4 separate regions of the Homo sapiens genome follow, and regions 1, 2 and 4 are each linked to region 3. Evidence: chromatin contacts called from ENCODE Hi-C or POLR2A ChIA-PET data. All regions are on one chromosome and are shown on one strand. The core of a region is the stretch at or near the end of the contact, and the rest is flanking DNA. Distances in the headings are between cores, read along the strand shown.

Region 1 (3,114 bases), core at 175-2,674, 440 kb after region 3:
CTTTTAACAAGGTGGCTTTTCTAAGGCACAACGGTGGCAGAGAACCAGTGGACTCTTCCTGTACACAGAAAATAATTATAGCCATGTTTTTTTGCTTATAATTAATTATGAGTCAAGCATTCAGTATGGCTTATATTATTCCTACCATAGCTCTACAAGGTGCATATTCTAACATTTATTTACATACAATCAAACCAAGGCTCAGAGAAGTAGTGTCTTTTTGAAAATCACACAGCTGGAAATTGTAAGAGGAGGAATTAATCTATGGTTGAACAAGGAGCGGGATTTAGAGAATCCAGAGGGAGAAACTGATTTCAGGGTGGCAGCGAGAGTCCAAATACACTATATAAGCTGGGTCTCAGGAGGCCTGGGTTGCTGGGAGAAAGCCACTGGTGGGCAACTCAGCATGCAGGAGGGATCCATTCAAAAGCAACATTTGAGTTCCCGCACTTCACCTGGCACCGTGAGTATCAATAATGACCTACTGGGTTTCAGGCATGATATGCTCATTACCTCTTTAATCGTCACTAAAACACTGCACAAAAAGACTTACTATTCCCAGTTTAGGAGATTGAAACTGAGCATAGGAGGGCCCAGCGACTTCCCCAACTCCTTGGCACACACTCTTGGCAGGAGCATGGATTTTTCCTCTTTCCTCATTTCCCATCCGAACTCAGTGATGAATGAAATAGGTGCTCTGTGTGTAGAAGAAAGGGTATTGAAATTGATGCGACGGCCCCAGGAACCTGCCCACCATAATCTTCCCTCATGATAACCCTATCCCCTTTCCATAACCCACAATCCCCACCTCACTCCACAAAGCAGTTGCTTATTACCTCAAACCCAGTTTCTCTCCTGGAAGGAGTCAAGAAATAATTCCTTCTGCTGGGTGCAGGCACATGAAAGTGCTAAGGTCCACAAGAGACTGAATTTGGGCTAAGTGTTGCCAATTATAGCAATTTGGAATAGAAAATCATTTCAGGAGAAGATCTGGTTCCTCTCCAGTGTTGAGCAGGTCCTGTGAACTCTTCTCCTACGTCCAGCGGAGTGGCATTTGGTTGAGGCTGGTGCAGAACAAGACCACAAGCCAACCACATCCTAGGGTCTTGAAATAAAGACTTTAGAAAACAATACCTAACAACAGATCTTTCTTGACTTAAAAGCCTCAAATGGCAAATCACCAAGAAGACCTGAAAATGGGTTTGGGGACACGAGGAGGGAGCACAGGTCCCAGGCAGGCAGGAAGCATTATTTCTGCTAACCCTGTCTGATTATCCTGAAAATGGAGCACGATTAACTCCTTGCTTTGTAGCTGCCTACTGTGCCTGATTTGTAAGTCACAATCTAGAAGCAGGTTACTGTTGCATTCCATCATAGCCACTTCCTCTTGAATTGAGGGAGGCAGGGCTTGTCTTCTGTCTTCAGAGCAGGGCCTGACATCTCCCCAGAACAGACGTTTGAACAGAGCAGGCTTCTGAGGTCTCCAAAATGCCTGTCCCAGCCTCCTGGCCCCATCCTCCTGGTCCTTTCCTGCTTCTGACTCTACTGCTGGGACTTACAGGTGAGCATTGCATTGGGCTAGAACCCTTTCTCCCTGCTTCCTGGACCTAGCCTTGCCCCTGGACTTGCAGCAATTTCAGATAAGCACAAGCACTGCCAAGGAAGGTCAAGGACTGGACATTGTCCAAGAGCAGAAGATCAGGGAGCTGAGCACTTTCTCTGTGGATCTGCAGCTGGCTACCAGAGGCATCAAACCTTGTGAGGCTTCTGCCACCATCACAATTAGTTACATTTTTATAATATTTTATTTGACAAACACAGAAGAATCATTATTAAATCCTTACCTGTCTTGAGTCCTCCTACCCATTTTTGTGTGCCCTCCTCCTCTTTAAGAAGTTCCACATTTCATGCTTACAGCGTCCTATATTCCTTTCTTAGGGCTTCCACAACAAAGCACCACAGACTCAGTAACTAAAACAATAGACATTTACTTTCTTTCTTTCAGTTCTGGAGGCTGAATTGCAAAATCAAGATGCCAGCAGGGTTAGTTTCTACTGAGGTCTTTCTCCTTGGCTTGTAGAAGGCCATCTCCTCCATGTGTCTTGACACATGGTCTTCCTCTGTGTGTGTCTGTATTCTCATTTTCTCTTATGAGAACATCAGCCATATTGGATTAAGGCTCCCCGCCAGTGACCTCATTTAACTAAATTGCTTCACCCATTTATGCCTAGTGCTCCGTTATTGGATCACTAAGCTTGCGGGAGTTATTTATATCCTACTGCTCAAGGGCATCGCCAAGGTCTGATTTTTCAAATTAAAAAAAAATTGCAACCTCGGGCATAAATGGGTTAAAGACCTTGTCTCCAAATATGGTCAAATTCTAAGGCGCTGGGGATTGGGGCTTCAACCCATTCGTTTTGGGGGCACATTCAGCCCATAACAGGCACCACCATCTCCCTTGGTCATCTTGACTTTCCTCTGGAGAATTTATTTTCCCTTCCCCCAGGCAGACAGGATTGGGAGGTCTTTCCTGGTGCCACCTGAGAGAGCCCTGTTCACAGCTCCCAGACAGGCTGCCTGTCTTCACCCCTTTTTCAGACCATGCAGCTGACCCCCGGTCACAGGGCTGGGCACAATAGCCTCTCAGTTGCCCACTGGGCCCTGCTGTGATGTCATCTCACAGGTCTTAGAGGGCAAGGTCTCACTTTTCAAATTATTTTTTTTACACATACACTGTACCCAAATGACAGCAGTAATAGTTCAGCAATTGCTCTCTTCCTGTAAGGCAGATGCACTTCTTAGCATTTTGTGTGTATTAAGTCAACTAATCCTCACAGCATCCCTGTGTGGAAGCTATAACTCTTGTGCTCTATTTGCAAATGGGGAGTGAGGCAGAGGCAGGAACCTGTTCATTGTCCCCTACTTCAGTCCATGGAGCAGTTGGGATCAAGTCCAGGTTGACCAGTTCCAGAGTTTATCACCCTTTTAACCATGTTATGCTATGTGTAGAAATATTAGAAAATGCAGGCAAGCAAACATTAGATTAATAATCACCCATCACACCAGTCAGAAACAATCAGAGGTAAAACACTAGTGTATGTATGTTTTCCCAAA
Region 2 (3,355 bases), core at 440-2,939, 430 kb after region 3:
ACACTGCCTAATTTCCTTCCTAGATCATTAGCAATCGAGACTCCTAACAACCCTTAAACATAGATGGAGAAGGGGGCTTTATCCTGATTTTGCAGTTATTACAGATAAAGACGCAAGTTCCCAGTTGATGCATTCCCACCCTAGGCAATCACATCGAGTAAGTGGCTCAGGTGTGACCCCAATCTGCTACTTCCTAGTGAAGTGCTCACTCCTCTTTGCCATATTATCAGCCTAATTGATCCCTGGATGAGAAAGGAGGGAGGCAGGGAGGGAAGCAGGGAGCAGCAGCTGTGCCAGAGTCTCCTCATAACCAGTTCTAGGAAGGAGGAGCCACTTGTTGCCTCTTTTAACCCACTTAGAAAGAAAAAAAACAGTGCAGCTCACTGCCAGAGCTCATTTAATTTTACACAAACATGCTCTTTGAGGTTGAAGCAAATCTGACTGATTTTCATTGTGAAAATAAAATATAAAAACTGTTCTTGGAGTTATTTCTAAACAGAACTTGTCTCTAATCCTAATGTAACAGAAATGTACTTGATGTTACATTAGAATTAGAGACAAGAGTATTCTTGGAGCAAACAGGGTATGGGTTAAAGATGAGGCACTAAAGCTCAGAGAGGAGACCTGAGTGGTGAGCAGGTCAGGGAGCCAAGGTCTGATCCCAACCCAGCCTGACTCACAGCCCCTGTCTCTGCAACCCTCAGCTATGCTTTTTAAAGTGTGAAGAAATGCTCTAACCTCATTCTAAACTCTTGCATTGCTCTGTTTTACAGCAAAAAGCATTCAACACCAAACAAACAAAAAAAGTCCTGTAGGGGTAGGAGGGGCTGGCTTTACACTCTCTTTAGAAAGGTTCTGCAGATGGCTCATTATATGTCAAGCCTGTTCCTAAAGGACAGGTCTCAGCACACATGAAGCATTTAGGACTCTTCCCCCATGTTGTGCTGTTTCTCCTTCACTCAGCAGCATCTGTGGAGCAAAGTCGGGCCTCCTGCAGCCCAGCAGAGCACGTGCCCACCCCTTCTTGGTGCTGAGGACTAAGGATGAGGAGATGAGGTATTTCGTAGTGGGTGAGTGGGGCCACTGTAAGCAAGAGTTTCCATTCTCCCCTTGGGCTGTCAGGAGCCCATAGTGTTTTATGGCTACAGGGTATCTGGGCCCGGGCACCCAGGAGGGAGGCTTCTCTCTAGAATTGCATAAAGTCAAGAATCTCAAAGGGACAATTGGGTGTGCAGTCAGTGTTGGGGCTCAAGAATTCAGGGCACTTGCTCTGTTAATGGACATGAGTGCTTGGTAGGACACAGGAAGTGCCCACTGGGACACATGGAGGACAAGGAGGCAGTGCCTTCATTTCTCTCAGCCTCAGTTTCCTCATCTGTAAAATGGTGATCATCACGACTCCTTTAGGAGAGGGGATAGGATTTGAGGTTCTCTCTGTAAATCACCTAGCACATTGTAGGCACCCCTAAATCAAGCTGTTATTTCTTGTGATCTTGGGCCAGTCTTGCCTTCCCTTGAGTCCCCAGTTTCCCTATCTGTGCAATGCTGATAATCATGCACCAAACCCACTCTGGGTTCTGTGAGGATGGGAGAGGATGTGCACAGAGTCCTGAATGGTGGTGTTGTTCAGGTTATTACTGAGCTTCCGCAGAACAGTGGTTAGTGCAGGGCAGGCAGGAGCCCAACTGCCTGGGCCACTTCCGGGCTCTGGTACTTCCTGGCTCTGTGACCTGGGACAAGGTGCTCTACCACAGTGAGTCTCAGTGTCCGCACCTGTTGATGATAACACTGACCTCACAGACTGGGGACAGAAACTGAAGGAGTTAAATCCTTTTAAATGCTCAGAGCAGCACCTGGAGTGCAGTAAATGTTCCATAAATATGAACTGTGTGATGTCGAAGCTATGAGACCTCAGATGGGTCAGTGCTTCTCCAGGCCTCAAGGATACATGGGGTTTGGGGTGGGGTCTGGTGGCTTTCGATCTTGGCTGCTCATTAGAATCATCTGGGAAATTTGAAAAAAAAAAATTTAAATCCAGCCCAAGGCTCCCTCCTAAAAAAAAATGCCAGTTTAATTGGTCTGACATGAGCCTGGGCATGCAAAGTTCTCAGTGACTCCAGAAGATTCTAATACACAGCCCCCTAGCAAAAGTGGTCCTCCATTGTGTTGAGCATTGACAGCAGCTTTTCTGGATGTGGATGCTTCAGAATAACATGGGCCAGAGACATCTCAGAAGGCCCCAGTGGCCTGGCCAGGACCCTTCCCATGGAGCAGGCCTTAGGGGACAAGGAGGAGAAGCCTGGTCTAAGTCCTGCTCAGATCCCAGCCTCAGTGTTGGGAACAACTTTAACAAGTTTGTGTTTAAACAGCACTGAAATCCCAGCAAATCCTCACTCCTCAGCCCCAGGAGCCTCCCTGCCTCCACACACGAAGATGTCATGGAGGAATCTGTTTCCTATTCCTTCCAAAATGCTTCCAGCTTCTGTAAATAGCTCCTCTGGAGGGAAGCATCTGTGATCTTGTTTGTGTTTTGAAAGCCAATTTGCCAAACTTGTTTCCTGAGGGGATTGTTCAGAAAAGGGGAGAGAATCCTCACTTGGTGGTTTCTGCTCCTTTTGTCATTTGGGTTTGTCATGAGCCGCAGGGAGCAGGGTTTGAGCCTTTTCTCGGTGTTTCTGCTCCTCTTTGTTCTGCTGCCTAAAGGATAAATGTGTAGATTTAGAAGCAGTAATGACCAAACCTCCTGAAAACAGTCACAGGGGTCATTTGTTAAGCACCTACGACATGCCAGGCTCTGTGCTTTTCACTTGTCTTCTCTTATCTTACCAGGGTGGGGTTTGTGTCCACTTTTGGTCCTTGGCCAGCCGGGCCTCCTCTCTGAGCCTCATCCTATAAAGGGGCTCACATTAGGACCCCCTCACAGGGATGGAGGGGGGTTAAAAAGATTAAAGAGAGGTATAGAGGGAGCAGGCAGCATCAGGCTCCCATAAATGGAAATTGATTACATCCTCTCATCCCGTTAGGGTCGCCATGCTGGTGGTATCTTGATAACTTCTCTTCTTCAAGTGACACCCTCTTTACTGTGCCCTCAAAATGTCTGACACATGTTAGGGAGCAGGTTAATATGTACAAAGGCAAATATGTGTGATATATGCTTCCTGGTGATTGTTGTAGAAGATGTAGGGTAGTAATTCACAATTTGGAGGTGCCCTTTAGGACCTCTCTATGGAAAGAAACTGCCTTCATTTTTCTGATTCTCTAATCTGTGTGCTTTCAGGACGCAGGATGAGTGCCTGCCTGCTTAGATGGCCTGGGTCTGTGTTTCTTGTAGTTAACTAATGATGAAAACATTAAC
Region 3 (3,080 bases), core at 502-3,001:
AAACACCAGCCAACTTTAGGCCCAGGGACTGATCTTAGGACCTGAGAAGAGAGGGCCGAATGCCTGGGCCCAGGAAAGGAGGGTGTGTCAGGGCACAGGGTGACAGGGACCAGGTCTGAGGCCTAGGAAGGCCAGGAACAGTGTGGGCCAAGCCGTCCGGAGAGCAGGGGGTCCAGGCCCTGCGTGGGTGGAAAGGCCCGCGGTGCTCCTACCTTTCAGCGAGGTCTCCACCAGGCGCAGGTAAAGCTGCGAGCTCTTGTTGCCGTGACTCATGCGCTGGGCTAACCCATTGCGCTGCAGGACGCACTCCTCAAACTGCACGACGTTCTGGTGGCGCCGCTTGAGGCTGGTGAGGGCCCAGAATTCAGCCAGCGCCAGCTCCACGTTCTCGGGGGCGTCGCAGCGGATCTTCTTGACCGCCACCCGGGCCCCGCTGCGCCCGGCCACTGCCTCATAAACCACGCCGTAGCTGCCGCGCCCGATCTCCGCCAACAGGCTGTAACGCGGCCGCGCGGACCCGCCACCGCCCTCAGGCCGTCGCCGCGCCAGGAAGGCCTCGCCCGGGGCCTCGGCCGCCACCGGATCCATGGCCCGGGCCGCCGCCGCCGGCCTCAGCTTCGTGCTGGGCGCCCGCGGCACTGGGCTTCGCCTTTTCCGCTCCGGGCTTTGTGTACCTCTGCGGGCGCCGTCCTTCCCCGTTTCCATGGCTGCGGGCGGCGGGGGGAGCAGCAACGGCGCTGCCCGGGCCCCCCCTGCCTCATCCCTCCGTCCGGCCCTGGGACGCGGAGGAGCCGGACCTTGGATTGTGACCTGCGGGCGAAAGAATCGGTTAAACGGCCAGGCCAAGGCGGGGAGGCCAGGAGCGTAGGCCGCGGGGCGTCCCACCTCCTCCTCCCCCGGCCGCCGCGGCCCCTTTAAGACGGAAGCCACCGCCGCTGATTGAACGGGGGAGGGGAGGGGAAAGCGGGAAAGACCGAACCACTGGGCAGCAGCTCAGAGGGGGAACCGGAAAGAAAAGCACAAACTCTCCGCTCTCTCTGTTAGCTTGTCATGTAGCGATAGGAAAAAGAAGAGCCAGCAAGCTTCACGCCTTCTGAAAACCGCTTAGAGACGCGATTTGGCCGGCGGAAATATTTTTCTTTGCTTGGCCCCCTCTGTGACGCTCCTCCCCGCGCCCCGCCTTGTGTTCGCCCGGGTGTAAACAGTCCATTGAATTAAGCCCTAGCGGAGCCCAGCGGACCGACCCAAGTCCCCGAGGGCGACGGGTAGAAGGGATTGGCTGAAAAGTTCGGCTTCTCGGAGTGCGACTGGCCGAGGACCCGATTTCCCTTCCCAAGCGCGGAGGCAGTGGCAGTAACTCCAGCCTCGGCGCTGGCCTTCAGTCCTCCAACGGCGCCCTTACCTGGCCCGCGCACCTCCACTTCCGGGCGGCCCGTTTCCCCCCTGGAGCCCCTGCCTGGGGATGGTCCGCTCCGGGCCCGGGCTGCCTCCGGGACCGAGCAGCGCGGGAGGTGGCGGCCCGAGCCCGGCGTGTAGCGGATCCTTCTGCTGCCGCGGCGCTCGCTGGGGAAGCCTGGGCTCCTAGGCTCCCGTGGCTTTCCACGTGTTCGCGCCAGCTGAGCCCTTTACATAACCTCTTTACATAAGCTGCACCTCCCGCCGGCGCCCGGGCCAGCGGAGACTCCTGGTGGCCCATCCCCCGGGACGCCAGCCGAGTGAGCCCTGCACCGCCCGGTCCTGCAAAGGTCGACGGAGCAGCCGCAGCCGAGCGCACCGGCACGCCTTGCCGGGACCCAATCACTGGCGAGAACACCCAGCCAACAAAAAATAGGCGCGAAATTCCCGTGATCCGCGGCGGGCTCCGGGTCTCCGCAGCGGCCCGCGCATCACTATCCCTTCTCGCCTGATCTGCGTGAAGACCAACCGTCCGCAGTAGGCGCCTAATAAATACTGACTGGGTGATTGTCTTGGTCGTTTGATTCATAGCTCTGTCCTGGGAACCTCAGGGACTGGGTTGGAATCCCGACCTTCCCTTCTACCAGCCCAGTGATCTTGTGCAAATCATTGACCCACCCTGAGCATCCGTTTATCTAATGATCCTCTGCAAAATGGATAGAATGGGCTTTAATTCCCAGGAATGATAGACCCAAATGAAATACCTAGATGGAGGCTAATTGGGTGTGGGGCTGTTAGTACCCAAAGCTCCCATTTAGGCACAGATTTTTGAATATTTTGTTCTGTATTTTGTATTCCAGTGTAGGCCTAGTGGGTGCCCAGTGTTTGTTAACTGAATCTACAGATGTTTATTGAACACCCGTAATGTGCTAGGCACCATTCCAAGTCGCTGGGGAAAGAGCAATAGACAAGGCAGTTTCTGCCTTGGTTGAGGTTCTGTGCCACTGCAGGAGACAAACCACATGGGTGGCCTTGGGCAAGTTAGTCAACCTTCTTGTGTATTTGTTCCTTACCTGTAAGAAGATCCACAGAGGTTATACAGGTAAAGCACTTAGGACAGCCTTGCACACAATGTTAAGTATTATTAAATAAATGCACAGGATAATTTTTGCCAGTGGTAAGTGTGATGGAGAAAAAGAATGAGCTAAAGAGTGCTCACTGGATACAGGCCATTTCTTATAATGTATTTGGTCGCTGAAAACCTCTTAACTTTTTTGTGATTAAATTTCAAATTTACACATAAATTTCAAGAATCGTAAAGATCATATACTTTTCCACTAGAATAACAAATTGTTATATTTTGCTGCATATCCATATCCTCTCGTGTATGTGTATATATACACACAAATACATATTGTGTGTGGATATCTATATGGTATATACCCCAAAAGAAAGGAAATCAGTATACGGTATATAGATATTCACACACACACATATATAATGTATATATTCTTTTTTACTACATCATTTTAGAGTTTCCAACATCAAACTCCTTTATCCTAAATATATGTGTGTGTTTCCTTAAAAAAAAGACATTATCTGGCATAATCTCAGTACAGTGGTCAAAAATCAGGAATTTTAACAATGATACAATTGTTTTATTTAATACACTCCATCCATATTTA
Region 4 (3,061 bases), core at 43-2,542, 260 kb after region 3:
TAAGTGTTAGCCATCATTAACAGTGACAGCTATGATGTGGGGACACAAAGGTGGCTCAGGCCTGACTCTGCTCTCTTGGATCCCCCAATCCCGAGGGGCATCAGGCGTGTAAACCCAATCCCTGTGATCAGGGATAGAGATGGCACAGGCCGGGGACAGCCTGGAAGAGGGGCACTTCCTTTGCCTGCCTGTCTAGCCACTTGGCCGATCAGAGGGACAAAGTCACTGGGCTGTGAAAAGTCCAGCTGGCCAGGCCATGGCAGGAGCCCCCTCCTGCTGGCCCTTCCTCCAGTCCCCACCCCAGCCAGCCACATTTGCTCTTGTCAGGCAGAGGAGGCTGGGCACTGCACATGCGGGGCTAAGACTGAGGTTGTGCACACAGAGACGTAGGTAAGGTGTGAACTTAGGCATGCCAACTTGCATGCTACGAGGCATATCAGCTGGGGCAAGTGTGCTCAGTCAGCCAGATAGACCCAGACAGACACATGCACGCAGAAAGAGCCCTAACATCACAACGGCTCACACATGGCTCCTAGTATGTGCCAGGCATCAATCCGAGCATTCCACATATATTCATTTGTTTGATCCTCACAACAACCTTATAAGGTATGTTTTATTAATATGCCCATTTTACTGATAAGGAAAGTGAAGCAGAGAGGGGGTTGAGTAATTTGCTCAAGGTCATACCCAGTAAGTGGCAGACCTAGATTCCAACCCAGGGAGTCAGGCTACAGAGACAGAACTCTTAACAGCTGTGCAGATCCATGAAACACATGCACAATGACACACACTCATTTTGGACATGCAGACATGGATACATGCCTCCTGATGAACATGGATACCTTCCCAGGTATGTATAAACACAAAGACAAGACGATGTATAAACACAAAGGGATGTATAAACACAAAGACAAGGGATGTATAAACACAGAGATGTATAAACACAAAGACAAGATGAAGATGCCCATGCACACTTGCATTCACACAGTTGGGGAGGGCTAAGTAAACCACTGTTTAACTTGTGGGCAGCAGACTCAAGACCCCTATGCAGCCATAAACACTCAGGCAGACACACTCAGAGGTAGGAATGCACATGCTGTGTGTACACGTGCTAAGACTCCTTCCACAACCAACACACAGAGAAACGGAAAACAGCAATCACGATGGATTCTTATAGTATCTGCTCAGGCTCTTAGCTGACTTCTCAGTTTCCCTTCCTCTCTACGGCAGCAGCAGCCCCAGAAGGGTGGGGGCTTCCCCCATGTGATTCCCCAACGTGTTTGGCGCAATGCCTGGTAATAACATACGCTCACCCTTTCTGGCTTTCCTCACTAGAAAGAGTGTCAGGCCCTTTGCAGTTAAAAGCTTCACTTTACAGTCAGACAGGCCCAAGATATTGCTCTCAGCTGCCCTACTTGTGAGGCAAGGGATTTCACCATTCCAAGCCCACCACTCTCCCCCTAGAACGTGTCCTAGCCACGGTGGCCATTGCTCCTGTACACCAGGGATGTGCCCACCTCAGGGACTTTGCACTTGCCTTTGCCTGGATAAATCCCTGGCTAAGTACGTTTTGTGTTGCTATAGCACTATACCACAGAATGGGTAATTTATAAAGAATGGAAATTTTCTTTGGCTCATGGGTTGGAGGCTGGGAAGTCCAAAATCCAGGGGGGCTGCATCTGGTAAGGGCCTTCTTGCTCCATCATCCCATGGCAGAAGGTGGAAGGACAAAGGGGTTGGGAAAGAAAGAGAGAGAAGAAGGGAGTCATACTCATCCTTTTATTAGGAATGCACTCTCTCTTTCTTTTCTTTTCTTGTCTTTTTTTTTTTTGGAGATAGAGTCTCACTCGGCCGCCCAGGCTGGAATGCAGTGGTGCAATCTCGCTCACTGCAACCTCCACTTTCCAGGTTCAAGTGATTCTTCTGCCTCAGCCTCCTGGGATTATAGGCACCTGACACCACATCCAGCTAATTTTTGTATTTTTAGTAGAGACAGAATTTTGCCATGTTTGGCCAGGCTGGTCTTAAACTCCTGACCTCAGGTGATCCGCCTGCCTCAGCTTCCCAAAGTGCTGAAATTACAGATGTGAGCCACCACGCCTGGCCTAGGAACCCACTCTGTCAGTAACCCACTCCTGTGATAACAGCGTCAATTCATTCATGAAGGCAGAGTCCTCATGACCTGATCATGTCTTTAAAGTGCCCCTCTTAACACTGTTGCATTGAGGATTATGTTTCCAACACATGAGCTTTAGGGGACACAGTAAAATCAGAGCACCCCTTCACCTCCTTTAGGTCTTAAATGTCACCTTCCCAGTGAGGGCTTTCCTGGTGTCGCTGTTAAATTGCAAACCTCCACTCACCTCCCTTGCTCTCTCTACTCTCGCCCCTTCACTCTGTACACTTCTCCATTCTGTTCCCTGCCCCAACAGACTTGTTTTAATTATTTATTTATTGTTCATCTGCCCCACTGAAGTGTAAGCTCCATGAGAGCAGGATTGCTTCTTCACTCTGGTGTCTCCCGAGCCCAGAACCATGCCTGGTGTGTAGCAGGAGCTCGGTGACTCTGGGGAATGCAGAATGCGCTTCGCTTCATAGAAGGGTAGGAGTAACAACGCCCTTGCAGGGTAGTTGGGAGGCTGGGGAGAATCACTCATAGACGCTACATGGGACATAGCATCACCTCAGAGCTCTTTTTTAAAACTCACATACCTATGATCTGCATGGTAAGAGTTGCATGCAGCAGCTGAGTGAACTCAGTGAACCCTGAAAGGGCCCCTTGACAGCCACTCCCCCATCCTCTTTGCCCACCCTCCTCCCCGGTTCACCACTGTATGTTGGTGGACATGTTTCCAGGCCTTTCCCATATATTTACATCTGCACAGATATAACATGTGTGTCATAGGTATGCATCATACATCAATAAGATCATTCTCCATTTATTTGATAACTATTCATTGAGCACCTACTATGTGCCAGGCATTGTTGTGAGGCATGAAAAAGTGAGATTCCTACCCTCCAGAGCTGACACTCTAACAGAGTAGCCAGCAGACAAAGCTAA

The links. Hi-C counts contacts between places; a loop is a spot of excess contacts on that map. ChIA-PET counts read pairs that join two places held with the same protein, here RNA polymerase II (POLR2A). Pooled maps may share reads with other maps.
Region 1: a pooled map shows a loop between it and region 3 (3-fold over the local background). The contact joins the promoter of SIRPG here to the promoter of STK35 in region 3. A Hi-C loop is called at or near these places in 4 of 50 pooled maps.
Region 2: a loop to region 3 is called in a pooled map, with 3 times the contacts of the local background. The contact joins the enhancer-like site here to the promoter of STK35 in region 3. A Hi-C loop is called at or near these places in 4 of 50 pooled maps.
Region 4: a loop to region 3 is called in a pooled map, with 6 times the contacts of the local background. The contact joins the enhancer-like site here to the promoter of STK35 in region 3. A Hi-C loop is called at or near these places in 6 of 50 pooled maps. POLR2A ChIA-PET finds 5 or more read pairs at or near these places in 2 of 52 experiments (B cell and MCF 10A).

The regions. Positions count from the first base shown.
Region 1 is chr20:1,656,089-1,659,202 of GRCh38, reverse strand. It overlaps SIRPG (signal regulatory protein gamma), which reads left to right and starts at 1,424. Exons shown (of 6, transcript NM_018556.4): 1 at 1,424-1,561. The coding sequence starts at 1,489.
Region 2 is chr20:1,672,890-1,676,244 of GRCh38, reverse strand. It overlaps a transcript of SIRPG not described here. Among named protein-coding and RNA genes, the nearest start is that of SIRPG, 17 kb to the right of the region's middle. RefSeq lists an enhancer at 2,409-2,910. Within about 2 kb of position 1,689, at least 3 of the 41 ENCODE cell types and tissues checked have a DNase peak (open chromatin) inside an H3K27ac peak, as active enhancers do.
Region 3 is chr20:2,100,498-2,103,577 of GRCh38, reverse strand. It overlaps STK35 (serine/threonine kinase 35), which reads right to left and starts at 1,751. Exons shown (of 4, transcript NM_080836.4): 1 at 1,403-1,751; 2 at 213-810. The coding sequence starts at 1,696. RefSeq lists silencers at 336-385, 406-935, 1,226-1,275, 1,286-1,575, 1,676-1,865 and an enhancer at 22-990.
Region 4 is chr20:1,843,087-1,846,147 of GRCh38, reverse strand. No RefSeq gene overlaps it. Among named protein-coding and RNA genes, the nearest start is that of SIRPA, 51 kb to the left of the region's middle. Within about 2 kb of position 1,292, at least 8 of the 41 ENCODE cell types and tissues checked have a DNase peak (open chromatin) inside an H3K27ac peak, as active enhancers do; they include B cell, where a contact is called at or near this core.